Regions from separate parts of the Homo sapiens genome. Here region 1 is linked to region 2. A link is an interaction called in ENCODE POLR2A ChIA-PET data of the cell type or tissue named here. Cell type or tissue: endothelial cell of umbilical vein. All regions are shown on one strand. Links, peaks and the distances in the headings refer to the core of each region. The heading gives the core; the rest is flanking DNA.

Region 1 (16,032 bases), core at 2,648-10,647, 350 kb before region 2:
CACTCTACAGGGATATGCATCTGGGCACAGGTTTTGCAAGATACAGGATACTTTTTCTTGCATGTCCCAGAATCTGTAGCATCCTTGGCTTCTGCCCACTAAATGCCCGTTCACCGCCCAATCGCTGCAGCAATCCAAAATGCCCCGACTGAGTTCCAAACATCCCCACTGAGGACCACTGGACCAGATGGTTAGTATAGGGATCCTTCCTGCCCAGGTTTCCTGAGATTCTCAGCCTGGGTGTGGGGTGTGCACAGAAGGGGGCAGGCAGCTGAGGAGCCATCCAGGATGCTCGTTGTTCTGGCTGAGTGATGCTGCCCATTCCGGCAAGGGGCGTCCAGGAGGCTGGTTTCAGCTTCCAATGGCTGGAAGTGTTGGGGAAAAGGCTTTCAAAGATCCCTTTCAAACTGCAGCTAAGAGCACTTTGCCATGGAAGTAGGCGTAGTCACTGCTCCCTAGATGGTGCCGGGGCCTTGGATATTTCTTCCCTAACCAGCTGCAACCATCCGAGCGGCCAGGATGTTACTCAGGACACAGCTCAGCCCACTTCTGGAGAAGGAAGAGGAGCCACAGCCTGCCAGAGTCTGAATCCTGTGGCTACAAAACTCTGTCCCAGAACCCTGAGAGAGCTCTCAGGCCCCTGAGAAGAGGGCTTGACCTAGCACCCCGACCCCATGGGATGCACGGAGTTACCCCTGCCCCTGCCCTGACCAATGGCCAGCCCTTCTGTCTACCTAATAGACCAGGAGGGGCCATACCCCATGAATTGCTCAGGTTGTTTCAGCCCAGCATGGGCTGGGGAGTGGGGACAGCCAGACCAGCAGCCCGACACCCTGTACTGAGGTCTGCGGGTCTGCCCTGCAGTCTCCAAACACATAGCTGGAAGACTGTGATTCCGCTCTAGCACACAAACAGAAGCAACATGTGCCATTTCAGAGCCAAGGCTTTTAAGAGCAGCTGTGCCTCCTCCACGTTCTCACTTTCGCTTTCTGCCAGCTGGATGTGGATGACAACAGGACCTGAATAAGGGTGCAGCCACACGACGGAGAGAGCTAGGCTCCCCAAATTACTATGAGGAGGAAAGCCACATGCAGACCAGGAGGCTTCATTTCAGACTCACATGAGGGAGAAATAAACTTCCACTGTGTTTGAACCATTATACATTTCGTGGTCTATTTGTTACTGCACCTATACTAATGAATACGTTCCGGGACACTAGAATGTAGTGACACTCAGGTCATATATCTGCTGCAGCTGGTAGTGGGGATGGCACTTGCCAATGCCTTTCTCTTCCAGTGGCGCATGAATCTCTAACATTGATCATACCTTTCACTTGGGTAAACTAAGTGGGTCATTAGAGGTATCTCTAATCAAATGCCAATGAGTGTCCACAATATGCCAAGCCAGTGCTAGGCTCTGGAACACAAAGATAAATGCAACCCGTTCCTGCCCAGCAGCTGAGGCCACACAGTAATGATATACTATGGGAAGGTATGTACTGGAAGCGTGGACACCTGGCAGGAAGAGCCCAGATCTAAGAGGGATTTGTCCTGTGTGAGAGGCTGGAAAGACTATCCTGCAAAGCATGTAGATGCAGCTGCCTTGAAAAGATGGGGGAGGGCCGGGCGCGGTGGCTCACGCCTGTAATCCCAACACTTCAGGAGAGGCGGGGATCGCCTGAGCTCAGAAGTTTGAGACCAGCCTGGGCAACATGCAAAACCCGGTCTCAACAAAAAAAATACAAAAATTAGCCAGGCATGGTGGCGTGAACCTGTAGTTCCAACTACTCAGGAGGCTGAGGTGGGAGGATCCCTTGGGCCCAGGAGGTCAAGGCTGCAGTGAGCCATGATCACGCCTCTGCACTCCAGCCTGGGCAACAGAGTGAGACCCTGTCTCAAAAAAAAAAAAAAAGAAAGAAAGAAAGAAAGAAAAGAAAAAGGAAAAAAAGAAAGAAAAAAAAAGATGGGGAGGGAGGGGATTGTTAAGAAAAGAAAGTGAGGGGGCTTAAGTTCCCAGATAGGAGAACTGTGTGTGCAAAGTTAAGAGATATGAAGGGACCAAATTGTCTGAGGAGCAATGAGACACTTGGGGTGGCCTGATTATCAGGGAGTCATTAGATCCTGGGCTGGTGGGCTTTGGGGGAGGTGCGGATTGTTTTTGTTTTTGTTTCTTTGAGACAGAGTCTTGTCTTTCACCCAGGCCAAAGTGCAGTGGTGCAATCTCAGCTTACTGCAGCCTTTGCCTCCTGGGTTCAAGAAATTCTCCTGCCTCAGCCTCCCGAGTAGCTGGGACTACAGGCACCAACCACCAGGCCCGGCTAATTTTTGTATTTTTAGCAGAGATGGGGTTTCGCCATGTTGGCCAGGGTGGTCTTGAACTCCTGACCTCAGGTGATCCGCCCACCTCAGCCTCCCAAAGTGCTGGGATTACAGGTGTGAGCCACCACACCCTGCCAGGGGGGTGTATATTGGATCCAGATCTTGGACAGCTTGAATGCCACACCTGAGCCCAGCATGAACCATGGAAACTTAGGAATTGAATGACACCATCCTCACTGTTCTCATTCTAGAGCTACCACCTGGGAAATATTTCATACACTTTGTGTGTGCAGCTGTGTGCCCATGAGGCAGGTTTCTGTGATCTCATTTTGCAGATGACAAAATGGAGGCTGCAAGAGATTAGGAAGTTGTCCAAGTCCACCCAGTAGCAGGAATGGCATTTAAATCCACTGGAATACAAGCTTCAGACTTTGCATAGGGCACTGCCATATCCCAGTGCTCAGAACAGGGCCTGGCATGTAGTAAGCCCTCAATAAATATTTGTTGAGTGAATGAATGAATCTCTCTGACTCCAAAACCCTGTGACACTAATCAGACTTTTTTTTTTTTCTTTTTTGAGACACAGTCTCACTCTGTTGCCCAGGCTAGAGTGCAGTGGCATGATCTGGGCTCACTGTAGCCTCTGCTACCCGGGTTCAAGTGATTCTCCTGCCTCAGCCTCCCAAGTAGCTGGGATTACAGGCACCTGTCACCATACCTGGATAATTTTTGCATTTTTAGTAGAGGCAGGATTTTACTCTGCTGGCCAGGCTGGTCTTGAACTCTTGACCTCAAGTGATCCACCCACCTCGGCCTCCCAAAGTGCTGTGATTACGGTGTGAGCCACGGCACACCCCTGGCTTTAGTGGGGTGGAAGAAAGAGATGGCGAAACCAGTGAGAAGCATTCTGCAGTGCACCAGGAGCGGCTAAAGGAGGACAGAAATCTAGGAGGCAGAAGCAATCCCAAAGAATTGGAGTGGGTGGAATGTGTTGACCAATTTGATAACAAGACCTAGCATTAATTGAGCAGTTGCTATGTGCCAGAGCTATGGTCTAAATGCATCTCCCCAAATTCATATGTTGAAACTTAATCACCAATGTGATAGTATTAAGAGGAGGGGCTTTTAGGGGGTATTAAGGCATGAGGGTTCCACTTCATGAATGGGATTAGAGCCCTCAGAAGGGGCTGAAGAGATGAGAATTCTTCCCTTCTACCTCGCGAGGAAACGGTAAGAAGGCACCATCTATGACCCACAGAAAACAGGCCCTTACCAGACACTAAATCTGTTTGTATCTTGATGTTGGACTTCCCAGCCTCCAGAACAATGAGACATAAATTACTATGATTTATAAATTACCCAGTCTAAGGTATTTTGTTGCAGCAGCAGAACGGACTAAGATAGCCAGGCAACGTCCTAAGCACTCTGTCAGTGTTAACTATTATCTCTTCCCCACAAACCAATGAAGTAGGTAGGTGCTCTCCTGATCTCCACTTCACAGGCAAGTAAATTAAGGCACAGAGAGGTGAGAGGTTACAGATCTGGTAAGTGATAGAGGTGGGACTCAAAGCCAGGCATGCTGGGGTCAGGGCTCTGGGAAGGGAGGAGTAAGGGAGAGGGAGGAATCATGGGTGGCTGCTAAGTTTCTGGCATGGCGACTGACAGCATGTGGGGCCACCACTTCCTCTGCTGACCTGGAACTCAGACAAGGCAGGCCACAAGCCAGGGGCTGCCTGACCTCTTGGCGGGGCCGCCAGCGTTCTGGGTGGCCCTTTCTCTCTGCAGGACCCTGAGGAGGCTCTGGAGGAAGCTGTGTGGAGAGTGTGGAAGACTCCACCCCCAACCCCTGCAGTAAGCTGGAGATGCTGGCAGCCACCAACAGCAAGGCTCTGCAGCAAAGGGACCTGGATGTGGTGGGACAGCTCACTGGCTCCTCCATAGTGCAGAGAAGTGGAAAGTCCTCTGCCCCAAATCCCCTGTGAAAGCCTGATCTCCACCCCTGCTGGGTGGGGGCCATGGTGCCTGGGCTGGGAACCAGGATATGGGGATTTATGGGGTCCAGACCACGAGGAAGGGAAGGGCTGGGAGTGAGGGGCAGAGGAAGGCCAAGGTCAGGCCCTCTGAGCCTGTCCTGTAAGCAGAGACCTGCAGTAACCACATGGCCCCAGGCAGGAAAGGAAACAGGAGGCTTCTCAAAATAGACCAGGAGCGTGCAGCTCTGTTGCATTTCCCAGCTCCCACCATCTGGCCAAGCCTAGGCAGGAAGGCAGGCGGGGGAGGGGAGATCCGTGGAGGGCTCCGACTGTCTGCAACCCACCTCTCACCCAGACCTTCCCCTGTTCCTCTTCTGTTGACTCTGTGGCATCATTGCCAGGCCAGATCGTCATCATCTCACAGGTGAGAAAACTGAGGCTCAGAGAGGTAAAGTGACTGGTCCAAGGCCACACAGCTGATGAGCGGCAGAGCTGAACCCAGCGCTGAGCCTCCCCACACAGCAGCTTGAGGCCTGGCCACAAAGTCTGCAGCCTGCACATGCCCTAAACGCCACTGTTAGTCCCCTGCCTTTTGGCTGAATCTGACCTTAGACCAGCTCCCCGTGAAGAAAACCGAGTTTGTGATTCACCAGTTAGAACCCAGGGAGGACCAATCTTTCGCACTGTCACACCTGCCTTTTGGCTGCGGGTGAGGACCACAGCAGTAGGAAGTTTGGGGAGAAGGGTGTGGTGGCATGTACCTATAGTCCCAGCTACTCTAGAGGCCGAGGAGAGAGGATTGCTTGAGCCCAGGAGCTCAAGTCCAGCCCAGACCCTGTCTCCAAAAAAAAAAAAAAAAAAAAAAAAAGAAGAGAGAATCAGCAGACAGAAATGGTCTCCTAGGATTAGAGGAATTTAAGAGCAATCATCCTGTTTTGCAGCCTCTTGCCCTGCAGCCTGTTTCTTCCTAAACCCTGTGTGGAACCGAGTGGCCTGCTTGCTTAAGTAGGTGACAGACCCTGACAGACCCCAGCAGCTTAGTGATAAGCCTGAGTGAACTTTCCTTATTACCACGCTAAAGTCTCTGCCCTGGGAGAAGCTGTAGCTTTATTATTCTAACATTCGGCCTGTGTGCTGGCAAAATGACTCACTGCATCTACGCCACCGAGACCCCCTTCTACATGCGATGATGCAACCTCTCCCCTCTCCATGGCTCCGTAACACCCTCCTGTCACCTTCCCTCTAGAAGACACTGTTTTGGAGAATATTCCCAGGGAGCTCCTTACTTGCGCCAAGTAATAAAACGCCTATTGATCAAAACCTGAGTTCTGATGAAGAGTTATTTGTTACTCACCAGGCAAACGAACCCCCGTGTTTTGGAGGTAACACGAAGGGTAAGGGAGAGTGGTGTGGGCACTCCAGGCAGGCCCTGCCAGGGTTCCCCCTAGCGGGGGAACAGAGATCCCTAACAGCTAACAGGGAGTGAGTTGTTCACACCCTAGTATGAATTAGTTTTGTAAACTACTGTCCCTAAAAGCAGAGAGGAGACTTTCCAGTGAGAGGATCAAGTTCACAGAAGAAAGGGTCCACCTCATGGTGGAGCTGAGGCTAGGGCATCAGGGACATTCATCCTTCCTGTGGGGGTGGGAAAAAGCAGCTCTAACCCCTGGGACTGAAACCATTTTCCATGCAGATTCTTTCAGGGTCTGTCAGTTCTTGGCCCAGGAAAATTCCCTGCGGGGGGGTGGGGGAAGAAGCATTGTCTGAAATGCCCGAAAGGAAAAATCTTCTCTGCCTGCCAAACGCACATTATTGTTCCCACCACATCCCAGCCACAGACCAACTTCTGTCGGGATTCCACCCTGCCTTGGCCTTGACCCCCCCGAGCGCTGGATTATACTGGGAAGAGATTCGGGCTGTGTTGGGAAGTCGGCCAGGTCTCCGGCTCTGTGATGCCTCCTCCTCCTTTCACCGGGTAGAAACAGTCACTGGACCTGGCCTGGATGACCGCTGTGGCTCAGAGGGAGGCAGAGCCAGCCAGGGAGTGGGGGAGGTGCTGTGGGGGAGGCTTGGGGGACTGGTGACCCAGATTCCACTTCCTGTCCTGCTTCCCTCCATTCCCAGACAGCAGCTGCAGCTGGACACTGACCACAGGCCAAAGGATACCTAGCGCCAACTTCTTGCTAGAAGCAGCGACTGGGGCTTCCCTAGGCTCTGAGTCAGCCACCCTGCAGCCCCGTCCCCCGCCACACCTTCCCACCTGGGCCACGGAAGCTGCCGTTTCTGAAAGGAGGAGTCTGGAAATTCCTCCATCTGGTCCAGACACTCCCACTTTCCAAAGGAACAAACGGAGGCCCAGAAGGAGGCAGAGACCTGTCCAAAGCTACCAGAGTGGGTTGGTGGCAGGGGCCACCACCTGGACCCAGGTCTTCTAACTTCAGGTTCTCAGAAGATTCCGTAGGTATCTGTTGAATAAATGGATGGATGGAAGGATGGACAAAGGGATGGAAATCCTGATGGGCGTGTCCCTACAACAGTGACAGGGGAGTCAAGGATCCATTGCTTGTTCTTCTTGAAGAAGACTCGGGGGTGGGGGGCAGGTCACTGGGGAGAGCAGCCAGGGTCCCAGGCCCCGCTGTGCCACACCATGCCAGTACTTGGAGTGGGGGAATTGCTAGAACTTACTTTCCAGAGTCCTGGAATCACACTGTCTCTGGCTCTTTCTAAGGAGCTCTTGCTTTCACCTCTTCTGGGATGGAGGTGGTGAGGGAGCACTCACCATCATCTCATTAACAAAAGTTTATTGGGGTGTCTCATACACTGAATCTAGAATTTGCACCGCAAACCCTGTAGACAAGCTCCCTGCACTTATGGGGGAGACAAACAGCCAATGAGCAAATAAAGGATTATCCCAGTTGACAAACTCATGTGATGCAGGCAAACGTTGAGATGCCTTTGGTGGAGAGAAGGGCTGGGTCTTCATTGTCTCTCTGAGAAAGTGACATTTAGGCTGATCCCAGAAAATAAGAAGGAAACCAGCCCAGTAAAGTTCCAGGGAAACAGTTTTTCCAGGCAGAGGAGACAGCAGGTGCAAGAGCCCTGGAGTGAGCAAGAGCTCAGCATTGTCATCAAAGAATGGCCACAGTGGGTGGCTGGAGCACCCTGAGGGGGCAGAGGGAGGCCCCGGGAGAGGTCTGTGAGGCTGGCCAGGGCCAGGTAACCCAGGGCTTCGTGACCAGCATGTAAAGCCCGGGTCTTACTCTGAGATCTGTGCCAAGCCAGAGAAGGGTTGTAAGCAAGAGGGTTGCTGGAATCCAGTTTTATGTTTGAAGATCATATTTTCCTTTAAAAAGAGTGGGTGGGGGGTGGGGGTGGGGTGGGAGAAAAAGACAGCAGGGAGACAGGTTAGGAAGCGCTGGCAATGGTCATGATGAGAGATGATGTCACCTGAAGGGTGGCAGTGTTGGTGAAAGAAGCGTACCCTTTATAGAGAGCTTTTAGGTGGTGGAAATGATGGGGCTTGCTGAAGGAATTGATGGCTGTGAGAGAAGGGGAAGAGGAATGGCACCCACGTCTCTGGCTCTCCGATACCCATAAATGCCATTTAATAAGACTGGGGAGGGTGACATGGAATGCTCGGCTTTGGATGAGTTCAGTTGGAGATGCCTTTATTTTTATTTATTTGTTTGTTTGTTTATTATATATATTTTTTGAGACAGAGTCTCACGCTGTCGCCCAGGCTGGAGTTCAGTGGGATTACAGGCATACTCCCCACCATGCCCAGCTAATTTTTGTATTTTTATAGAGATGAGTTTTCGTCATGTTGGCCAGGCTGGTCTCGAACTCTTGACCTCAGGTGATCCGCCGGCCCAAAGTACAGGCGTGAGCCACTGCGCCCAGCCTGAGATGTCTTTAGACATCCAAGGGGAAATGTTAAGAAGGCGGTTGGATATTAATAATGGTGACAATGATCATGATAATCATCTACTATTTGTATTTCTCTTTTCCTGTTTGCCATGTACCCTCTCACCAGACCGTGCCCCTCAAGGGCAGAGACTGAGCCGGATTTTGCTCATAACCCCATTCTCAGCATTTAGCCCAGTGCTGTCCTGGGGCCTGGTGGGCAGGGCAGAGGGGAGAAGACATGATAATTATTTGTCAGATAAACAACTGAATGGGCAGAAGCCACTGTGCAGACTGAGAAGGAAGAACAGCTCCTCCTACCACAGCAACAGATCCTGCCTAAGAAAATGGTCCAGGCTGGGTTTCTGGGAACGTCAGCCCATGGCCTCGGCTCTCCCATCTCTCTCTTTGGTCTCCTCTCCCTGTCTGCCTGCCAGCTTCCTGCCAGGAAACACAGCCCCCAGGTATTAATCATTAACTAACATCACCTCTCACACTGGAGGTACACTTCCCTTCTCAAAACACTTTGCCTTCCATTATCTTGAATGGTCCTTGAAACCACACTGGGAGGGGGGCGGAGGCAGCGTCCAATGCTCAGGACAGGAAAAGAGGCTCTGAGAAAGGGAGAAAGCACTCCAGGTACTGGTGCAGCCAGGAGGGAACCTGGGTCTCCTGCCACCCTGCCTCTCGTGGATTTGCTAAGTGCCCCTTTTAGCCCTGCAGTTCTCCGAGTTTCCCTCCAACTCGAAGGTCCCTGGGATCCAGCTCTGAACTCTACCCAGGAGGATCTAAAGGCTGTGATATGAAGGTCCCCTTCCCCAGCCCTCCCTGGCATACTGCCCCTGCCCAGGGCCACTCCTCTGGTGGCCTCGAAGAGCCCCTGGCCATTTCCCAGCAGCCTCTGCTCCGTCCAGCAGACACATGCCACCTGCTCTCCGCATCTAGACCCTTAGAACAATTTCCCCTCTGCTGGGCAAGGCTGTGACAGGAAAGGGACAGGACCTGACCCCTGTTTGGGAAACCAATTGTGCAACATTGTCCTACGAGGGGAAGCATGTGGCCAACGGGAAAGGCAGCCTGAAGAAGCCAGGGCTTTCTTTGAAATGAACATCTTGGCAAGATCCACAGAGAAATGTCCTTTCGGACGCCACAAACTCTGGGTCACTGCTAATTTATTCTGAGCCTGGTTGCAGTGTCTGGTCCCAGCATTCCTGGATTCAGAGCCCGGCTAGGTCATTGTCAAGCATATGTGGAGTTGCAGGGCAGAGGATAACCTGCACTCCCATCTTCTGTTTGTACCCAGAGGAGGTGTGATCCCATAGTCCATTCATCTGGGTCTCCTCTCCCTAGGCCAGCAAATAACACATTCTCAGCAGCAGGTAAAAGTTATTTTGAAACAAGTCTAAGTAAAGCAGATAATGGGACAGAAAGGTGAGGGAGAGATTTTAATGGTATAGCTACACAAAGCATTTTTTTTTCTTACAACCTAAGGTGATTCTGAAGATAATGAAATCATTGCATCATTATTTGGAATGAGTGCACAATAATGGCCACGTGTAGTGGACACCTACCACATGCCAGAGACAAGGCTGGGAATTTTATATACATTATGTCTCATCTCACAGCGTCTTTGCAAGGCAGTTTTTTTTTTCTTTTATATGGAGTCTCGCTCTGTCACCCAGGCTGGAGTGAAGTGGCACGATCTTGGCTCACTGCAACCTCTGCCTCCCAGGTTCAAGTGATTCTCCTGCCTCAGCCGCCCAAGTACCTGGGACTTACAGGTGTGCACCACCATGCCTGGCTAATTTTTGTATTTTCAGTAGAGAGGGGGTTTCACCATGTTGGCCAGGCTAGTCTTGAACTCCTGACCTCAAGTGATCTGCCTGCCTCAGCCTCCCAAAGTCCTGAGATTATAGGTGTGAGCCACAGCGCCCGGCCTGACAGATTTCTTATCAGTTTCACAGATGAGGGAATTGGGGCTCCAAGGAGGTCACATAACCCCCACCACCATGCCTCCACCCCCCTACCCCACCCCCACCCAAGCCATAGGCAGTGGTTTGAGGAGCTGGAATCCAAACCAGGTCTGTTAGATTCTCCCCTGCCCTCCACCAGGTCCCTCATGATTCTGTTGATGGAAGGCAATATTTAACAAGTGACTCACAAAGTGACTTGGGTGTAATACCTCGATCTGTTCAGTGCGTTCCTTAGAAAGCTCCTCATGATCTCAATGCAATCATTCTCTGGTTCCCATCTCCCCTTACAGCACAGAGCACCAATTTCGTTCCTACCCTTGCCCTTCAGGTATAACCCGTGGCTGGTTCCCTTCCTTAGAAAGTGCATTCATGAAGTCCTGGACCACATCCCCTGCACCAGGCACATAGTAGGTGCTCAGTAAATATTTCCGGATGAGTACAGAAATGAATGCAAAATAATTCTTTTTCCTTAATAATATTCTCTAATTCAAACTTGGTCTCCTGTTTTCTCTAATTAATTCCGAGTAATCGACTGTTTCCTGGAGCACCTTTATTCTAAAACCCTTTTACCTATGCTCTTATCCTATTTGCTCTCTCAAGTTCCTTGAGAGCTTGCTGGAGAGACACAATCACCTCCAATGGGGGATGGGCCAAAATAGGGCACGCAAGGCTGTGGGTGGGCTCTGTGATGCTCACTCAGATCCCCTCAAGGCTGAGGGACTTCTTTCCCAACCCTTAGGTGTGCCCCAGACAGAGAGAGCTGCCCCTCCTCTGTCTTGCACCCCTTCCTAGGCACCTGCACCCAAGGCTGACTGACTAGGGGCTGGAGGCCTGCCCTTGCAACAGAGATTCGAGGCCACCCCAGCCTCAGAGTGACCTGGGCAGAGGCCAGCTGTACCGCAGCCCACCGCTCCTCTGACCACTCCTGCCTCCTCTCTTCTCCCACCGTGTGAATCCCAAGAGCACTCCCTAATTCTGGCTCTGCACACAATTCTCCTACTCAGACTCGCTTCTGGGGACCTGAACCTCCACAGGAGGAATGACTTCCAGATCCTTCAGCAATTCCATGGCTCAGTCGGGACCAGAGCCCTGGACCCCTGACTCCCAGGCTCCTGTTAGAGAGTCCAGCTCCTGTGAGCCAGGTCCAGGTCAGAGTGCCAGGGACTCGGCCACGTGCTCAGCAGACACATCCGCACCTGCCTCCCCATGCGGGCGGTTCACACACATCAATAAAGAAAGCAGGTAAAGTGGGGACGTGTTGTGTGAGAAAAGGTTAGAAACAGGGAGTGGTCAAGAGGGCCTTGCCACTTTGGGAGGCCGAGGCGGGCTGATCACTTCAGGTCAGGAGTTCAAGACCACCCTGGCCAACATGGTGAAACCCTGTCTCTACTAAAAATACAAAAATTAGCCGGGCATGGGGGTATGTGCCTGTAATCCCAGCTACTCAAGAGGCTGAGGCACGAGAATCGCTAGAACCTGGGAGGTGGAGGTTTCAGTGAGCCGAGATTGCGCCACTGCACTCCAGCCTGGGCAACAGAGACTAAGTCTCAAAAAAAAAAAAAAAAAAAAAAAGAGGGCCTTGGGGTGGGAGAGGCAGGACAGAGAGGTGGTTCTGGGACCACCTCTGAGGGAGATGAAGGGCAGGATGAGCCAGCTGAGCCGCGGCCACCTTCCACAGCTCCCAGGCTGCAGTTAGCCTGGGTGAGGCTTGGGCTCTGTCACCCGAGAACCCACCAACAGCTCCCCCTCTGCTCCAGGGAGTTTTGTCACCAAAGTTTACCAAAGCTTTCTCAGCAAACGGACTCTAGCTACTCAACTCCTTCAAAGTCACAAACAGACCAGGACTCAAGATGATACACTCTGAGCTTTCAGCTCCTTTGTGGGGAGAATGTTTTGAAGGGAGGTGGAAAGAGAAAAGGAGTCTGTGAAGTTGCCCTGGGCGGGGAGAGGGGAGCAGAGCACAGGAACACCAGCTCATCTCCCTGGAAACCTTGACCAAAGGTGGCTTGGGGCATGGGCACCACGGCCACACCCTTCCTGACTGGGTATTCTGCCAAGACAGCCCAGAGGAGGCTTCTGAGCAAAGGGTCCCTAGAGCTTCACTTCCCAGGTGGCCTTCTGGGCCTCCCAAGGCAAACTTCCCAGAGGAAGAGCACAGGAAGACAAATTCCTTCCCATCCAACACCCATGGACTGCCAGCTGCGAGGAAGGAGGAGCAGCCATAATTAGGATGGACATATGTAGTGTTGCATTAGGAGAAAAGTGTTTTTCTTTAACATATTGACATTGATCAAAAATATCCCCCACCCTTTTTTTAAAAGATAAACTTGGCTGTGGGAGTAAATCCTGTCTGTGTCCCTCCCATATCCATATACCCCAACTTGTGCCTCTTGCTGCAAGCATTGTGTCTCTCTTCCTGGGGCCTTCTCTGCCTGGGGCCTTCTCTGACTGCTAGGAAAGCCCCAGTGTCCAGGGAAGTCAGAAGTGCCAGGGAGTTGTGCCCTCTAGGAGCTGACCTCAACCATGTTACCAGGACTTGCTGGAAGAATGCCCCTGTGGGCTGCCCCTCATGTAGGCTACATGGAGGCATGAGCTACCCAAGCTCCCAGAGGTCCCCAGGCGGATAAAGTCCACCTGCCCACATCAGTGGCGTGCTCGTTAATGCAATCTGTACTGGTTTTTGTTTGTTTGTTTGTTTGTTTTCCTGCCCCATCTTGTTTCCCCATCCCCTTACTGCTCCCTGAGATCACATCCCAAATAAACTGCATTCAAATCCTTCTTTCCGGTTTACTTCTGGGGCTACTTAAAACAATCATCTATGATGTTCTTTGAGGGAGGCCATGCAGTGATGCCTGTGCTCAAATCCTGGCTCCCCCTCTACTATCCAGGTGACGTACGCTTCTGAGCCTCACTTTCTTTGCCTGTTAAATGATGATGATGATGATAATAGCGCTTACCCCATAGTTGGAGGTGAGGATTGAATGAGATAATTCATGTAAAGCAAATTTCACAGTACCTGGTACTTGGTACACACTGAAAAGCTACTAGCTTTTCAGTAGATAGATGGCCGTAAAACAGAGCCAAATGACAAACCACAAATTGGAGGGACAATATTTAGAGCAAATGACAAGCAAAGCATTATTATTCCTAAATACGAAGAACTCTTGGAAATTATTAAGAAAAAGACAAAACTACCTTGCAGTATAGCAGCAAAGAACATGAATAGGTAATTCACAGAATAGTGAAAGCACCCAATAAACATATTAAAGGATGTTTAAGCCAACTTCACTAATAAAGAAATGCTAAGAAAACCACAATAATTCGATTATGTAAACATTGCTCAATTGGCAATGATTTTTAAAGACTGATAAGATCCTGTGATAAGAGTGCAGCAAAAATAGACAGCTGACGATGAAAACATAAATTGCTCCAATGTTTCTACAGAACAATGTGGTAGTGCTCATTCAAATTCACAGATTACTTATGAGAACATCTCCTACAGAAATCCCACATTTTTTTGGGTTTAGGTGCAAAAATATTCATCACTATATTGTGCCAAGAAAATTTACAACAACACAAATGATGGTCAATAGGGGATTAAATAAATAAACTATGGTATATTCAAACAACAGAATTCTAGGCAGCTATCAAGAAGAATGAGAGATTTACATGTATGCCAAGAAAGGAAGACTGAGATTTATTACAAAGAAGAAAAAGAAGTTGCACAATTCTATAAACAGCAAGATTCTATTCCTGATTAAGTGATACTTTTTATATATCCTTGTAAATTTTTGGAATTGCATAGACAAATCTGGAAATAACATATATCAGGGAGTGGTGGTGATTTCTGAGGCTTAGAATTACAGAAAATTTTTACATCTAAGTTACACATTTCTGTAATGTTTGAAATGTTGCCAATTTTTTTTTCTTTTCTTTTTTTTTTTTTTTTTTTGAGACAGAGTCTTGCTTTGTCACCCAGGCTGGAGCACAGTCGCGCAATCTCAGCCCACTGCAACCCCCGCCTCCTGGGTTCAAGCGATTCTCCTGCCTCAGCCTCTCGAGTAGCTGGGACTACAGGCATGCACCACCACACCCAGGTAATTTCTGTATTTTTAGTAGAGACGAACAAATATCTCTTTTATAATTAGAAACGAAGCATGTGAATTTTAAAGAGGTAACATCAAGTTGTGGTGGTCTCAGCTTGCCACGACAGAGACTTACTATTCAGGGCATAAAATGAGAATGTTCTGAAAAATGCCCACTTTACATCGATATGTAGATCAAACGAAGGACACCTTAGGTGGTCTAAACTCTCTATGAATGGCTTCTTTTCCTTGTAGTAAAAGGCCAGGACTACCACAAACAACTGGGGCCTCATCTCCCAAGCTCCATGCAAATGCCACTATGGCTCATCAAGCTTTGATGTAAATTCATTTTTTGTTTTTTGTTTTTGTTTTTTTCTTTTTTGAGACAGGGTCTTGCTGCATCACCCAGGCTGGAATGCAGTGGTGTGATCACAGCTCACTGTAGCCTTGACCTCCTGGGCTCAAGCAGTCCTTCTGTCTCAGCCTCCCAAATAGCTGGGACCACAGGCATGTGCCACCACCACTGGCTAATTTTTAAAATTATTTGTCTTGCTATGTTACCCAGGCTATGGATTAGGTTTTGATGAAGTAGAAACCAGAAGCAGCTTGACTTTGGCCAGGCATAAAAATCCTCCCAGAACCTGTTTATGAAGGGACCTCTCTGACCCCTTACCCAGATATAAGGGAAAACAATTGGAAACATTCCTTATCCAAGAACAATAACAACAATAATTAGTGCCACAAGGCTTTCCCAACAAAACCCCAATCACAGCCTCTCCCCATCAGCACTGAGGTTGAGCCAAGTAATTAAAAAATGAAAACCCCTTACCCGACCAGTTGATGCTGGAGAATGTGAAGAACACAGAACTGGGAGAGGAACAGTTCTCCCTTTTATTGGTAAAAAAAAAAAAAAAAAAAAAAAAAAAAAAACCCACCTTCTCAGGTGAATCAGGAAATTCTATTTCACTGGGGTTTTGAAGCATTAAGCAGATGAGATGTTCCATCAATCCCAGTGAGCCTTGTCTCAAGCAGGGAAAGAAAAACAAGTTTTCCCACCTCAAAGGGATGGGAAGATGGGAGAAATACTTCCTCCCTGCCCAAGAGGGAACAAAGCCTACCTGTAGATGTGTGCAGATGGGACATTGACAGTGGGTAAGCCAGGGAGGGAGCGTTCTGGGCCCTTTGATGCCTGTACCTTGCCAGGATCACAGAAGAATCTCTGAATTCTATTCCTGATTACGTGATACTTTTTATATATCATTGTAAATTTACATGTAGCAATCTCTATGAAATTGCCGTATGTTAGGGTTTTTGCCTTTTAATTACTTTTCAGGAGTGCCTTCAAAAACATTATACAAAATGGCAGCCCAAAGCCTTGATCAGCTTGAGCAAGAGCTTCCTAGAGGCCAGGCACAGTGGCTCATGCCTGTAATCCCAGCACTTTGGGAGGCCAAAGCTGATGGATCACTTGAGGTCAGGAGTTTGAGACCAGCCTGGCCAACATGACGAAATCCCTGTCTCTACTAAAAATACAAAATTAGTTGGGCGTGGTGGCAGATGACTGTAATCCGAGTTACTCAGGAGGCTGAGGCAGGAGAATCACTTGAACCCGGGAGGTGGAGGTTGCAGTGAGCCAAGATCGTACCACTGCACTCCAGCCTGGGCAATAGAGCGAGGCTCCATCTCAAAAAAAAAAAAAAAAAAAAAAAAGAGCTTCCTAGAGACAAGAGGAGGAAGGACTCTTCCCATCCGGTAACACTTGTGTCACTTGTTGGTTGTC
Region 2 (16,032 bases), core at 3,519-11,518:
AAGATCAGGGTCCCAACATGCAGAGAAACTCTGAGCCAAGAGTAAGGTAACACAGCTCAAAGCAAACCTAATTTCCATAAATAAACTCAAACAACTTCACAGCACCAGGGAAGCCTGGGGGAGCTGGCTCCCTAGAACTAAAGGTACCTGCAACCCTGGTGCTCGTTTTAAATTCAGTTTTGCACACATATCTTTCTACAAGCAATTGCAAAGCTCCCAAGATTTAGGAACACATCCAAGTTAATAAGAAGGCATTTCACAAGTAGGAACTGCCTGACACTGCCTTTCAGCATTAGCAAACGAGGGGAAAGTTCACCACATGCAAGGGAAAGCCAACCACACGATCATGGACACGTTCATAACTCCTGCAACTGCTCACACCCCACACCAGACAGACAACACCCAGGACACTGCTGTACATCTTACAAAATTCCAGTTCTTGCTTAAATCCCACCAGACCCAAGAAAAAGAGCCCAGTCCAACCCCAAATAGGGCCATGAGTACCAACAGCCATATGGACAGAGCCAAATGCGCTAAGAACAGTGGAGGATGCAAGCTACAAACCACAACACAGAAAGCACAACCCCATATGCCTAGGCGCCGGCCACCCAGATATTTCAAAGGCAGAATGCCAGACGACCAAGGTCCGGCCGGCTGGGAACCCTCACCGACCCTGCAGCCGCTACAGGCCCCTTGACCGCTATAACGACGGCAAATCCCAATGTTAACCCATCAGGCTGCTTGCCCACCTTCCAGGAACACAACTAACAGGCCCTTGGCAACCTGGGGGGCTGTTGGTGGCCTTCTAACGGGACCGACAGCCCCCCAAACCCTCCGAAAGGCAGAAACCCTCAACTCCCTGCCTCGGCGGCGGCCATCACGGCAAGAAAGCAGGCTTTTACGACAACTCCCACAATGCCCGCGGCCTACAACTCCCAGTGTGCACCGGGCGCCGCCGCGGTTAACCCTGTAGTGGCGCCGGGCTGGCGAGCCCTGCACCCTTTCCCCTCCCAACGGCCAATTGTTGCACCTACTTTCACCCTTTCAATCTGAAAGTAACTTCGGAAATTTTCTCAAACACCTATAGTTACGCTATCTAGCCGCCTTCCCTTATCACACAAACAACCTCAACTGCTCAGAAAATTATCCTTGACAGAGAAACATTTGTTAATCTCTAGAGCACTCCTCATAGTGTCAAATGCTTCCCATTTGAAAAGGGGACACTTAACTTCAATTAATCTTCCCCTTCGACTTTATCATTTTCCAACATTTTTCTAAGTTATTATACTCCAGAGATTCGTGTACTCAACACTATTAATTTAAAATCTGTTTTCTAACTTCTGGGAAGCAACAAGAGAGAAAGACTATCCTATAACTGCCCACAATGTTCTACATCTCTCCATTTTATAAGACAAATTTCCTCCAATATATTGTCTCAAAAAAATTATGCGACTCCAAGTAAGTCCTAATAAGAAATATTAAATATGGGCAATATATTTTTTCAATTTGAAGTTAGTTTTTTTTAGGGGAAAACCTGGGTTGTGTCAATATACTTTGGTTTCCCTTTCACTCTCTTGATAGATAATCAGAAATATAATAATGCTGCTTTATTACTTTTTAATTTTAAAATGCCAACAAGCAACAAGTAAAGAAACATTTTAATAAAATTTGAAAAATAAACTAAGAGTTCATTCTTTCAGGAGACTGCACAATTACATATTTTATTCATAAATGAACTCCTTCAAGGTTTTTCTCATTTTAATTAAAAATAAGAGTTTAAAAACGCATTTCTTTGAAATAGTTTGCCCATAATTTCAGTAAAGATTAACAATCACGTTTAAAGAACACTGTATCATCAATGTAAGTTCAATATCCTGTTTGTACATACAGTACAAACTGTAACATGCCCAGACGTATAACTGAGAGATAAAATAATTGTTTAGTATTTGATGCATACACTAAGGCAACAACTAGAATTCTCCCAAATTATCTGCTATTTTTCTCACATCCAAATATAAAATGAAATGTACATAATGTCTGATTTTTCCACAGAAACAATTTGCCATTTGAAAGGGCACTCAAAATGTATCATGAATTTCAAATCACAAAACTCAGAAATCCTAATACACATGCAAAAACCTAAAGCCTTGTTGGAAAGATACGTATTTAGTAAGACTCTACGAAATTATATTTTAAATGTGCCCCTTACTATTACATTTAGCTTATTAGTACATTTTTTATCTAGTAAACTATGATGAGAAAATACTTCATCATTTACTTCTTCACTCCTGTACAATATGTAGTTTCCTAAACAATTAAGACAAATGCCATATACCAAGATATAAAAAATTATATATTCATATATATTTGGAATTTTAGTTTATTATACTACTTTAGCATCTGAACATTTCTAATTCTCACCTAACTCTTTAGTTAGTATTTTGCTAGGCAAAGCTCTGTTTTTTTCCCCTCTCTTTTTTAATAGCTACCAGGTTGTAACATTTTAAAGCGTATTTTATATATTATTCTCTTGATGTTAAAATACATGATGATTCATAAGAAAGGCTCAAAAACAAGTCAGAAATGAAACTGATCTCATATATTTATTACATGCTTACAACTCTCTTCTCAGTACTATAAGATTATATTTTCCATTAGGAGATTAGTCATTTTTTTTCTTTTAACGGTTCAAAATATAAGAGGTAAAAACTGATATATTAAAGGGCTTTACGTAAAAATTACATTAGAAATAATTTTATGATCTTTTCAGTTTACCCACATCATTCTTTTAAAAATAACTTAGAAGTTTAGTATATTTTAATTAAGTAATTTAAGTAGGTCTTAATCTATATACTTAATATTGATGTAAATGTCTTTATAAGAAGAAAATAAACGTATTCTAGAAATGAACTCTTCAAATTTATACCAAAAAATTTAGTAATTTCCCTCAAGTTTTTAGATTCTATTTCACCACATGAATTTTTAAAGTATATTTTTTTAAAACCCTAAACTTTATACTAAGATTTAAAAAATATTTATACGTAACAGTATTAATATGTTTAAAATTAGGAAACATTTTGTATACTTTTAAGAATATATATATGTTAATAGAAGACAAACATTGCAATCTATTTCTTTTCCCAAATGTGGCATTGGTGACAAAGCTAGAATGTGCAAATTTGCATATTTACAACAGATTCTATAATTTCTGAAACTACTTGTTTTATTCTTTTAATTTCATAAAATACTTCAAAGCATTTAAAATGTTTGTTTAGACAATTTAATTGCACTTGTAATCTGCTTTTAAAAATCTGATTTTCATGTATGTATTTTATACTGTTCATGGAAGTAAACTGCACTAATAGAATTATTGCCAAAAATAGAATGAGTTGCAAATATTCTAATATGCTTAAAAAGTTAGTCTGTCTCCTTTTCTTATGTTATCAACGTAACACAATTACCAAACACTGAAAAGAGTTCACACACAAAGTACAGGTTCTTGCCTGATTAAACAAATTATTTATATTTACATTCTGACCCTACAAAAAAATATTTTCCCAGCATGTGAGTATATACCAAAGTTTAAGTTTGCCTGTTACTGCACAAATCTTAATTAACTTTAATTCACGGGCCTGCTTTTAAAACAATGACCAGTCTTTCAAATTTATCAAAATAGTTTATCACATTAGTTTACATCTGTGTTTAGGAATATTTTAGATGTCTGAAAATTCTCTTGTTTTTGATTTTGCTAAATATTTTTTAAAACTCTGTGCCAGAATCATAACTTTTATTTTAATTTGGTTATGTCTTAAATATTTTTAAAAGATGGATCATGGGAATCCTCTTATTCAGGCTATGAGAAAGTGCAAAAAAAAAGGGGTCTATCTCATTTTTTCCCCAACAAATTAATCTTTTTTAAATGAAAAATTTCTAACTACTTTTGCTTTATTTAAATTAAAAATCCTGCTTTCTATCATCTTCATGATGTTTTACATCAGTTAAGATAAGCAAAGTTTTAGTACATGATACTTCTTTCGTCTAATTGAAATGCTCTTTTCAACCCATGGATAAACAATAGAAAACGTTTCCTTACCTAAAGAAGAAAAGTTTCACCTTTAAAAGAATATCCAAAAAAATCTTCAAATTTCTTCAGGAGATGAAATTTTTGCTATTTTCCTATAGAAATAAAAAAAAAACAAGTAAATGATTATGATTACTTCTGTTCTGTAAAAAATCATGATGGACATATAGATATTTGTATTTTTGAGTCCTAATTTTATGTAGCAAGTCTGAAATATAATTAAATTAAATTAATGCTGCAATTAAAAACCCCATTTTGAATTTTATCACAGATAGTAGTTTCTGATATACTTAGTTTTTCTGCATTTTACCCTGCCACTGACATATTTTGGGGGTCTTATTTATGACTCAATAGTTTTAATACTTTCAATATATTTAAATAATTAACTAGCCTTATCTATTTTAAAAATTTCCTAATACGTAACAATTCTTATTTTATATATAGTTTCTATAGTCTAAGCTTCAAATAAACATATGAAAGAAAAAAACCTAAACCCTAGAATTTCTAAGTTTCGAAAGGCCTTTCTATCTTCAAATCAATTTTCTCGAACAGAGATATTTAAAACCCTACATACTCTAAGATGGAAATGCTGAATACTCAATTTAGGCTGAATTTTTAAAAACGATTATACTGCTTCTCCTTCTCCCTCTTTCTGCCCACAATTGTCTCTCCTTTTTAATGCAGGTTTACATTCATGAACTCACATGCCTCCTCTCCAAAGAAAAATTATTTTCTGCTTAGAAAATTTTACGATTTCTTACATATTCCCTTCATTCCCCATAAGGATCTACTACTTCAAACTTTAGAGGGGGGGAATGAGAATTAATTGTGCTGCTTTCCCCCCTCCCCACAGTGTTTTTCCTACACCAGTTTTCTAATTATTTCTTCTATGAATCCACCATTCCCCACTTTTTTTTTTAACAGACCAATAAAATGCCTAACATTCTTCTCCCCAGCATTTGCGGGCATATTCTGATTTTATTTTTGTTTTCATGTTTACTCACAGTTTAGTTAAGCTTATCTCTCCATACTCCAAACATAACCAATTTTCACTCCCTACTAGGTACTTGTGGACTTGCAATTTGCCAGACCCTGGCAATTTCTTGTTCTTCACCAGGGCATCCCGCTTAGGGTTCTCATACAGGTGAATAAAGTTGGAGAGCACAGCTGAGTGAGAACCACAAGAAAGAATGCCAACCGCAGACACCACCCCTCATTTCACGAAAAGTATCTTGCTCAGAACTGACCCTGGTGCTTCACAGCAACATAGAACGTATAAAATTCCTACGCACAGACACTAAAAAATTGCTTTCCCTTATGCCATTCTTGGCAACCTTTGGTTTCCTAAGCTAGTTTTTTTTTCTTTTTCTCTTTTTTTTCCCCTGAAGGATGTGACTTTTGTGGTACAAGTTTGCAAGTACTAAGCAGAGGTTCCTTCTATGGATAGAAGAGATGTCAACTCACAAGCCCAAGCAATTTCTAGGGCAGAAGCAACAGGACCTACTGTCTCCACCCAGACTAAAGGCTTGAGTGCTCCCTCTCATTTTGCCTTGTCAAAATGAGGGATTGTAACTAGGCTGTGCCTCAGTTTCTTCATCTCTAACTTGATTCCATTACCCAGCACAACAAGCAGATACTGAAGTGGGAGCAGCCAAGGGAAGCAGAACCAAAAGGCAAAAAGAAGAAAGACCTAAACTAAGATAGTATTCAGCCCTCAGCTCTACTCGTTTTCCTGAAGCCTTTCTCCCAGCAAGGTGGGCGGGCTGTGCTGTTAGGCAAGGTTGAAGCGTCCAATATGGAGAGCCTCTAATATCTCCACACCTTACAAAAGTGCAGATGAGAAAAAAGTGCAATGTTTTCCTTTTTAAATTAAAAACAATGACAAACTCAAAGCTTCTTTCTGAAGTACTTAAAGATGTGGTAGGTAAATAATGCTTTTTATAAAAAATAAAACACAAGTGGGTACAGAGCCATAAAAATCTTATCTTTGATTCACCCTCAGGGCTGTTGGCTTATTTTTCTCCAGGTAAACAGACACACTAGAGATGTGGACTTTCACAAGTGTCCTTATTCAGACCCGACACTATTGGAACTGGGGAGCTAGCACAGTGGGGAGCCCTTAAATCTTCGGGAAGACTCCCTCCAACCCAACCCTGTCTCGGGAAACTGTCAAGGAATGTAGCAAAGCATTTTTAGTGTTCTGAAAGAGGACTTCAGTCCCCTTCCCTGCTCAGAACTCCATGCCAAATTAATCTGACTCATTAGTCCTATTGAGACACACTGTTATTTAAAAGAAAGCATTAGGCATAAACTTATTTATAAGTAATTATTTAAAACACCACGATATATTAATCTTAAAAGAGTAAGGGATTAACATAAACTGCTTACTAGGTTCAACACTAGATGCAAATAGATCCTTCCTTTGCTGGAACCATCAATGCTGCCAAGCTCTCCCCCAAACTTCCCTTTCCGTTTAAGAAAACCAAGTTCCTAGAAATAATAAAATAAGAGTTTTCTTTTTCATCAACTTTTAAACATTAGCTACAAATCCATTCAAAAACTGTTTAGCATAAAATTAGATTATCTCTTTGCCCTTTCTGCCTCTTTCCCTTCCTCTTTTAATTAATTTGGGAAAATTCACTGCCTTACCCACTCTACTTTCCTACCTGGACATCACTCTAAAACTGAAGGAATGTCCGCTTTCCCTTCATCCTAACATGAAATCTCTCTTTAAACACACCACAAACTTCCCTGATTTCACTGTACTGAAATCCTGGCCAGATTTCACCAAACTCTATTCTCATAGAAAAGTAAAATGTAAAATGAGGGGGTTGTACCAGACAATCTCCAAGGTCCCATTTAGCACGAACATTCTATATGTGTCTATGATGATCCAGAGAAACTGGAATATCGCCATATAAGCACCCGAATTTGGACTTCATTTCTATATGTGTTACTGCTGCCTCTCTCAGTCTGCTTTCCCTCCCCCTCCCAGACACTGATGGTTTATTTAACAAAGCCCTCACTGAAAATCTGCATTCTGACAAATGCCACAGAGGCAGATCTACCCTTGACTCCACCAGAGAGCCTTCAAGTGCACAGAGGGCCATGGTAATAATTTGCTAATTATTACTCACTGGCTTGCCTAATGTTAACCACCTAAATATAACCCCTCCCCATCCACAATGGTATTTACATATCACTTTTTCTCTTACACATTATTGAAATTTCATAGCTTTAAAAACAGCCTGAAAAATACATGCACCTTCCTAGCTCATGGACACTGTGTTTCTATGAACTTGTTGCTGAATTACAAATTAACACACATTTTTCTGAACGAACAGTCTCCTATTAACTTTGCGTCTTCAACATAATTATTTCTTTCTCTAAAAAACCATTCTGTATCACTGATGATAACCCCATCCTTTCCATTAAGACCATGACAATCACTAGCACCTGTTTCTGACCCAATAGAGGATCTGTTAATACTACTGTAGCACATTCTTCTAAGAAAAACAATAGTGTCAGCCAGGCACGGTGGCTCACACCTGTAATCCCAGCACTTTGGGAGGCCAAGGCCTGCGGATCACCTGAGGTCAGGAGTTCGAGACCAGCCTGACCAACATGGTGAAATACCAGCTCTACTAAAAATACAAAAATTAGCTGGGCATGGTGGTGCATGCTTATAATCCCAGCTACTTGGGAGGCTGAGGCAGGAGAATCGCTGGAACCTGGGAGACAGAGGTTGCAGTGAGCCAAGATTGTGCCACTGCACTCCAGCCTGGGTGACAGAGGAAGACTCCGTCTCAAAAAAAAAAAAAAAAAAAAAGGAAAAACACCAGTGTCCACTTATCCAGTCACTACCATCATCAGTCTCACCCTCATTAGCTTTCACATTTACTGAGAGCTTTCTAGGTGATAGGCACTGTTCTAAGCACTGCATATTTAATACTACAACTTTATAATGCAGATCCTATTATCATCCTCATTTTATAGACAAGAAAATTGAGGTAAACAAAGGTTAAGCCATTTGCTCAACCTATATACTTAATGAGATCCAAGTTTGAACGGCATACATTTTGGGTACAGAGCTTGCCCACTTAATCACAATGATACACACTGCCTCCCAGATGAGGTGATTTCCATGTGCCCCTCCATCTCGAAAATTCTCTGATTATCGAGCACTTGATTACCTCAGAATGTCTTATCTCCTAATTGATGAATTAGGCATATTACGAATATCTTCAAAGCATGATGTAGGTTGAAAAAATTAAACAAACAAACAAAAAGAATATCTATAGAGTTGTGAAGATTAAAAAAATTTAATGTAAAGCACTCAAAACAGTTCCTGACACAGTAAAAATCTGAAGAAATGTCAGCAATTATTATTTAATCGGAGTCTCTTAATTTGCAGATGCAGACACTGAGGTCAGTAGTCAGCTAGCAAAAAAAAAAAATAGATCTGGACCCAGATGTAATATATCCTATTTCTGTTTTTTGGTTTTTTTAAAGAAGACCATTTATTCATGTAATGGTAACTCCAGAGATATGCCTAAATTTTAAGAATTTAATATATCCTCTATCTCATGTTTCTTAGTCCAGGACCTTAACTGTTGAACTACGCTCCTTCTTCTTTTGCTAAAAGGCAAACTCCAAGGAATCAAGAACTCTGGATTCGCTTGTCCTTTCCTCCTAGGACACAGCCCAGCTTTGCTACCAGTAAATCAACAGCAGCAGCAGTTTTGGAAGAGCAAGCCTACTAAAGGCTTCCGGTCTACTAAAACCATCTCCATGTTGAGAACAGGGTCAAATGGTAAGTTTAATACGGTGCAACATAGTTCTCACTAGAGGCTTGCTACTTTAAAATGAGCCCATTTAAAATTTATTATTTGAAAAATAAATAGGCATTCAGAGGGAAAGCTGTCCTTTCCTGTTTAAACAAAAGTGGGACTTTCAAGGGTTATATGGGTAATACTTATATTTTTAATATTTGGGCATGTACCTGTGTACAGCAAATAATCAAAAGACCTAAAGTCAACACCATTGAAGCTTGGCTCTGTATCCCCAGAATACTACATAGAAACAAGCCCTTCCCTATTTGAGGTATATTTCCTTTCTGTATCCTCATGGCAATACATAAACACACACATTTTGTGATAAACAAATGCTATCCCAACATATCCAAAAAGCATTGCATTACCTGGGTAGAACATAGCTACTATAGTCATAACTATTCAGAAGACAAAAGAAGCATTTTTAAGAAGCACATTAATCTGGTAATTCCAAAGATCATTCAAATCAAATCATCTTGGTATAGTTTATGTTTTCAAAACTTGTCTCATCCTCTTCAGACTTTCAGTTACTTTATACCATGATACTGGCTACTCTAACTTCTCTTTCAAGTTCCCATGCATGAGTCCAAGGTCCTCAAACCCTTTTGTGTTTGTAACTATCTTCAAGGTGCTCTCCTCCAACCCCTGGGTTCAGAACCCCAAACATTTCAGCACTTAGCTGAACAACTGATAATAAGATGTAATATGTAAATAAAAATTATTTTGTTTTCATTTTTTATGTCTCCTGTGCTTTTCTACAAACTCAATTCTATAATTTAAAATGCATTTTAAAAAATAAAATAAGTGGTATTATTGCACGGGATTTTCATTCTCTATTAGTTTATGTGTTACCATACACTAAGAACACTGAGTTTGCCTGTCAGTCTGGACAAATTGTAAATCCAGGCTCCCCTCTTGTGCATGCACAAAAAATATTATCTCAATAAGATTTTACCTTATTATTTATGTGTGGTATTTTTTAACATTACAATATTGGATCTAAAAGTTTTTTTCACTATTACTATGGAAATTTTCAAACAAACAAAAGTAGGAAGAATATAACAAGTATCAATGTATCTACATCATCTCTATTTCATAGTTATTAACATTTTGTCATCTTTTCTTCATCTGTTTTTTTTATATTTGCTGAGATAACTTTAAAGGAAATTGCACACACCATGGCACTTTACTCCCAAGTATTTCATCTTGCACAAGGACATTTTCCTACACAACCACAAAGGCATTATCACACCAACAAAGCTAACAGTTATTCTCTAATACCCAGGCCATATTCTAATTTTTTCCACTTGGAATCTAATTTTCTTAACAATATCCTGAAGTCTTTATTCTGTCATCAGTGACAGTACACACGCGTTCTTAAATAGAAGCCCTCTTTAAAGTGGCTAATTCCAACCAATTCTGTTATGGAATTAATATCCTCGCTGAACTGCTCCAAGCCCATCTTCTGTGGGACCACCTCATGTCATTCAATCCCACCCTCCTGGATGTTACTTTAAATCGAACACTGGAGAGAACTGGATACAAGATCCTGTGGAATTTCGAATAGATATTTTCTCTCAATAATCAGTGTGCATGGGGAGCAAAGAGAGTGGGAAAAGGAGACCACAATACTTAAACGTAGTCACACAGTTTAAAATGGGGTTGTTTTGCCTAAGAGTTCAGTACTGGTCTATGTAAACCAATCTATGCTATACGTAATGGTGTTAATTTTCTATAGAGTCAAATTCACTGAGGCTCAGAGGAAAAAAAATGCATTCTTCCTTTAATCATTTAGTTAATTCAGTAAACGTGAAATTATAGCAGTTTGTGGGGGTGGAAGAGATGGATTATTTGGACTTTTCCAGCGGTGAGAGGTAGAGGCATTGGTGGGAGGACTAGAGTTTTACCTGACTTAAATTTTAAGTCATGCTCAGCCATAGAGACTAGGGTAAAAGGTCCCTCATCCTTTGGTAGGGAAGAAGCAAAAGAAAAGAGAAAACAGGTGACCAATCTGAGGTTATTTTTTCTCTTTAATTTCATCTGCAAATTACCTGTTTTTAAAGAAATGCTAAAGTATCTTAAGGTATCTTATACATGTGTCTTTCTTTTTTTTTTTTTTTTTTTTTTTTTTTTTTTTTTGAGATGGAGTTTTTGCTCTTGTTGCCCAGGCTGGAGTGCAATGGTGTGATCTCAGCTCACGGCAACCTCCGCCTCCCGGGTTCAAGCGAGTCTCCTGCCTCACCCTCCCAAGTAGCTGGGATTACAGGCATGCGCCACCATGCCTGGGTAATTTTGCACTTTTAGTAGAGATGGGGTTTCTCCATGTTGGCCAGGCTGGTCTCGAACTCCTGATGTCAGGTGATACACCCACTTCGGCCTCACAAAGTGCTGGGATTACAAGTGTGAGCCACCGTGCCCAGCCACATTTGTCTTTCAAAAACTGATGTGGACAAGGGAAGATGGCCAAGAGTTTTATAATCTCTGAAACTTGAAGCTCTCTTGATAGCTACTCTTCCATACCATTTAGGGTGGGACCATTACGTGGAACAGCTAAAAACATTCTTTCTCAACCTCTCCCTTCAGTCATTCTCCTTCTCTCAGAATCCACAAGGCCATCTTTAAAATGTGTGCTATGTTGTTGTTTTTATTTTATTTTATTTTTACTTATTTTAATTTATTTTTTGAGACAAGGTCTCACTCTGTCACCCAGGCTGTAGTGCAGTGGCACTATCTCAGCTCACTGCAACCTCTGCCTCCTGGGTTCAAATGATTCTCCTGCCTCAGCCTCCCAAGTAGCTGAGACTACAGGTGCCTGCCACCGCACCCTGCTAATTTTTGTATTTTTAGTAGAGACGAGGTTTCAGCATGTTGGCCAGGCTGGTCTCAAACTCCTGACCTCAGGTGATCCTCCTGCCTTGGCCTCCCAAAGTGCTGGGATTACAGGCGGGAGCCAACGTGCCTGGCCTGTTGTCTTTAAATTGTGATTTTATTGATTTACATGTGACTGAGCTAGTTAAGGAAACACACATTTTTTCACTGAACCGAAACTGTATGGGAAAAGATAAAGATACCTCCTTTTAGATGAGAAATTACTTAGTGGGTACAACATACATTATGGGTGATGGTTACACTAAAAGCCCAGACTTCACCACTACATGATATATCCATGCAACAAAACTGCACTTGTATCCCTTAAATTTATATTTCAAAACCCCTCCTCTTTACATTATAACCAAAACATACCATATTATGCTTTTCTCTGTTTTTTTTCTTTTTAAATAAAGGAACTATAATAAAAAAGTATGAAGTAGAAAATATTTACTGATAGTATCAGAATTGAATGAAGCATGCCCATCCACTCTCAGCTATATGCCACTTCCTTACAAATCTCGTCTAAAAGACATGCCAACATGCCCAAATGTCCACTTACAAAAATATATGTGTAGAAATGTCTACATTGTACCTATGATAACTTACCTACATGAATCGTTTATAGAGTCAACATGAACTGCTTCCAAAAATGGGGCTAAAAAGCAGCATGGGCCACTGGAATCCAAAGACATTTCTCAATATTTTCCTTTAGTCACCAAGAACTTTCCAGAAAAATCAATAAATAAGTTAGTTTGTTGGCCACCTCCCCTTACCACTCTTCTAAATAAATCCTTTAAAGGAAAAAAAATGGCAAATACATAAGTAGGAAAGAAGAGCCATAAAGGATCCATGGTGATCTAAAAACTAGGAAATCCACACCCTTCCAATGACATCAGCTTTCTTTTAAAACGAAGTTCACAGGTTAAATAGTTCCATGCTGTGCCATCCTGTGCAGACTCTCCACTGTTCAGGAAACAGGATGTCAGGAGCTTCCCTTACTCATTTAAAAAATATCTCCCAATTAGCTTTACATGCCTAGTACTGGAAGCATTGGTCTTCACGTTGGAAGAGTCCTCAGAGATCATCTAATTCAATTCATTTACTCTATAGATGAAGACAAGAGAAGTAAAATGACTTACCAAGGCCACACGAAGTGTTGAATTGTTTATCTCCTTAAATAGATGACAAAGACCTCAAAAGAGGAAACTCCTAAATCGTAAACCAGGGTCGTGATAGAGAATAACGACCCAAACGAAGAGATTAGGATCTGCGCTTTCTGACAACTTTTTAGAAGAAAAATGTTTCGGACCATTTACCCCTCCTCCTCCCCCTCCCTCACTCACACACTCTGCTCAGTAGTAACCGACCAGCTGCCCCCAGAGCCCTCTCCAACCCAGGTGTGGGCCTGTGAAGAGGGATGAGAGGCCAAAGAGGAAACAGTGCGATAGGGGCAAAACGGAGGGTACCTGGTCCGTAGCCGAAGCCGCGATTCAGAACAAATGACCAACTCCCTGGAGAGTCAGCTCTCTATCAAATACCAATAGGGTATCAGAATCCATAGCCCATTGCAATGTGTAGCTGCAAGATACGTTTAGACCACAGCAGCTAAGAGTTTAATGGAGAACAATTCTTACAATGAAAGAAATGAAGGAGGGAGGAATGGAGGGATGGAGAGAGAGACAGAGGGAGAGAGAGAGAGAGACAGAGAGCGACAGACAGACAGAGAGAGAGAGACAGAGAGAGAGAGAGAGACAGAGAGAGAGAGAGAGACAGGCAGAGAGAGAGAGACACACACACACACAGAGAGAGAGAACACCTTTTATTTGTTCATGCAGCCGCCTCATGTAGGAACCTACTGTCTCTCAGCATTCCTGTTAAGTGTCTCCTTTTATAGGATTGGTCAGAAGGAGCTCAGCTGGTGCCTATTAGGATGGGACATGTTCTGGAAAAATTGGAAGATGCCTTTAGGAATTTTGAAGGGAAATGTTTGGAAGATCCTTTACTATCTCAGAGCTCTCTTATTAAATACTTATAAAGAGATGCCTGGGATCCTTTACTTTCTGCCCAACCTATATTTCTTCAAAAAATCTTAGTTTTCTTTTTAGGCCAAAATGTCCACCATCTGTTTTCTGAATGCACCAACCTTCAGTCTCCTTTGTAGTCCAAGCCATGTGTCCAAGAAACCAACAGCCCTGACTTTTGAAAGACAAAATTACATTTTTTTAAAAAAGAAATTATTGGTCGGGCGCTATGGCTCACGCCTGTAATCCCAGCACTTTGGGAAGCCAAGGCAGGCGGTTCACCTGAGGTCAGGAGTTCGAGACCAGCCTGACCAACATGGCAAAAACCCATCTCTACTAAAAATACCAAAATGGGCCAGGCGTGGTGGCGGACACCTGTAATCCCAGCTACTCCAGAGGCTGAGGCAGGAGAATTGCTTGAACCTGGGGGGTGGAGGCTGGAGAGAGCTGAGATTGTGCCATTGCACTCCAGCCTGGGCAACAAGAGCAAACCTCCATTTCAAAAAAAAAAAAAAAAGAAAGAAAAAAATTATTAAGCTATTAAGACCTTGCTTAAAGATCAATGTTTCAATAGAAGAATATTAATTAAAGCAGTAAATATCCAACCACTTGAACCTTCATCCTTTTGTACCCTTCATTACCAAGCCATCCAGCTAGGTTCTTAAAAGGAGATGAACTTTGTAGAAACAGCCAAGTCGAGGTGGCTGAATATCCAACCTTCCTCCACAGTATAATCTGTGGCAAGATACCTCACTGCTGGACATTATGACAAAAGTGGCCACCAGAGATACCTAGATATGCTTGTCCTGTTTTGGAGTACCCTCCAAGGTAGTATCCCCTACAAAGTCAGAGGCATGAGTAGCAAACAGAATGTAGGGCATTAATCTGAGTAAACAGAAAACAAAAGGGCACCCTACAAATCCCCGCTTTGAGTATAGCTGGGCCCCTTAGAATCTTGTCAATGATCATCCTGAAACACAGGTTGTCAAAGCTACAAGAAGACTTAGAGATCATCTAGTCCAATTTTCACTTTTTTTAATTGACAGGGATCCAGAGAAAGGAAATGATTTGCCCAGAGTCATACAACCAAAAGGCTGAAATTGGTCTCCCCATTCAATTCTTTTTTTCCATGGACTGAAATTTCACTTTTCCAAAATGCTTACCCATATGTTTACCTCATTTAATAGTATAAGGAACCCTGTAGGCCAGATAGAGTATTAACCCAATTTTCCAGACAAAGAAATTACTATAGAAGTTTACACCAAGAGTCACTGCCTGATCCAGAATCAAAGTAAGATCTCCTGATGCAGAATCAGATATTCTACCTATTGGTGTCTGGAAACAGTAATGTTTCTACTGATTCAGTATCAACATTTGCACTTTGTATATTATGATTTTTCTTTAGTATCTCAACAAATGAAACAAACACATGTTGTTTGGAGATCAAACTAAATACAAATAGTTACCTTGAAAAAATAATTTCAACACTGCATCCTCCCTACTTAACAGTTAAGGGGAATGTGTTGATTTATAAATTCCCTTCTGGACCTAACATCAGGTTTTGCTGTGGCTGGAAGTCCAACCCGGTGGGCTTTTTATTTTGTAGTGACAATTTGATACAAAAAAGAAGCTGCAATCACCAGGAATTCACCAAACAAAATGAATGCTAAACACTATTGAGCCTGTGGTCCAAGTACTATGTCCTTTGGGATACCTGAGGAGAACTTCACCAGACAAGCTCAATAAACTCCACGAATGGGACCATAGTGGGATTTTTAACCATCTGCCATTGGACAATTCCAGACTACGACCACAATCATCTGTGTTGGTTAGAGTCGCACAATATGTTTAAAGCTTAGAAGCAGGGAAAAATCAACAAATACAAAGGACAAACAAAAATGTAATAGTAGCTCTCTGAAGGTAAATTTAGAGATAATGAACCAGACTCACTCCTGTTATGAATAAAAATATCACAGGTGGCTACAATTTGAATAGCAGGTCCTTACAGGACCCCATTAGAATCATTATAATTTATCAAGAAGTCTGTCTAAGTTGTTCATTGCAAAGAAATCTAGCTGTTGCAAATAAGTTTGCCAGAATCAGCCGTTAACTAGACCCGTTTATATTCCAATGATATTCCTCTCTGTTTGTGGACAGAGAGGAATAAAGATGTTTCTTCAGATATAATCACCCTGTTTCCTAGAAAATGCACCTGGGGAAATCAACG

The links. ChIA-PET counts read pairs that join two places held together with the same protein. Peaks named below come from ENCODE experiments on the same cell type or tissue, not always from the same donor. Only the 100,000 strongest peaks of a DNase experiment are listed, where the experiment ranks them.
Region 1: POLR2A ChIA-PET joins it to region 2 with 5 read pairs; 2 of 35 experiments call an interaction of 5 or more read pairs at or near these places.

Annotation. Positions count from the first base shown.
Region 1 is chr11:43,977,934-43,993,965 of GRCh38, reverse strand. It overlaps a transcript of ACCSL not described here. Among named protein-coding and RNA genes, the nearest start is that of C11orf96, 43 kb to the right of the region's middle. RefSeq lists enhancers at 10,611-11,111, 11,112-11,612. In endothelial cell of umbilical vein, for the core only: no CTCF peak of the experiment used is centred there; a DNase peak (open chromatin) is centred at 6,125.
Region 2 is chr11:43,629,096-43,645,127 of GRCh38, reverse strand. It overlaps a transcript of HSD17B12 not described here. Among named protein-coding and RNA genes, the nearest start is that of HSD17B12, 44 kb to the left of the region's middle. RefSeq lists an enhancer at 806-995. In endothelial cell of umbilical vein, for the core only: no CTCF peak of the experiment used is centred there; no DNase peak of the experiment used is centred there; H3K27me3 peaks cover 1,651 bases.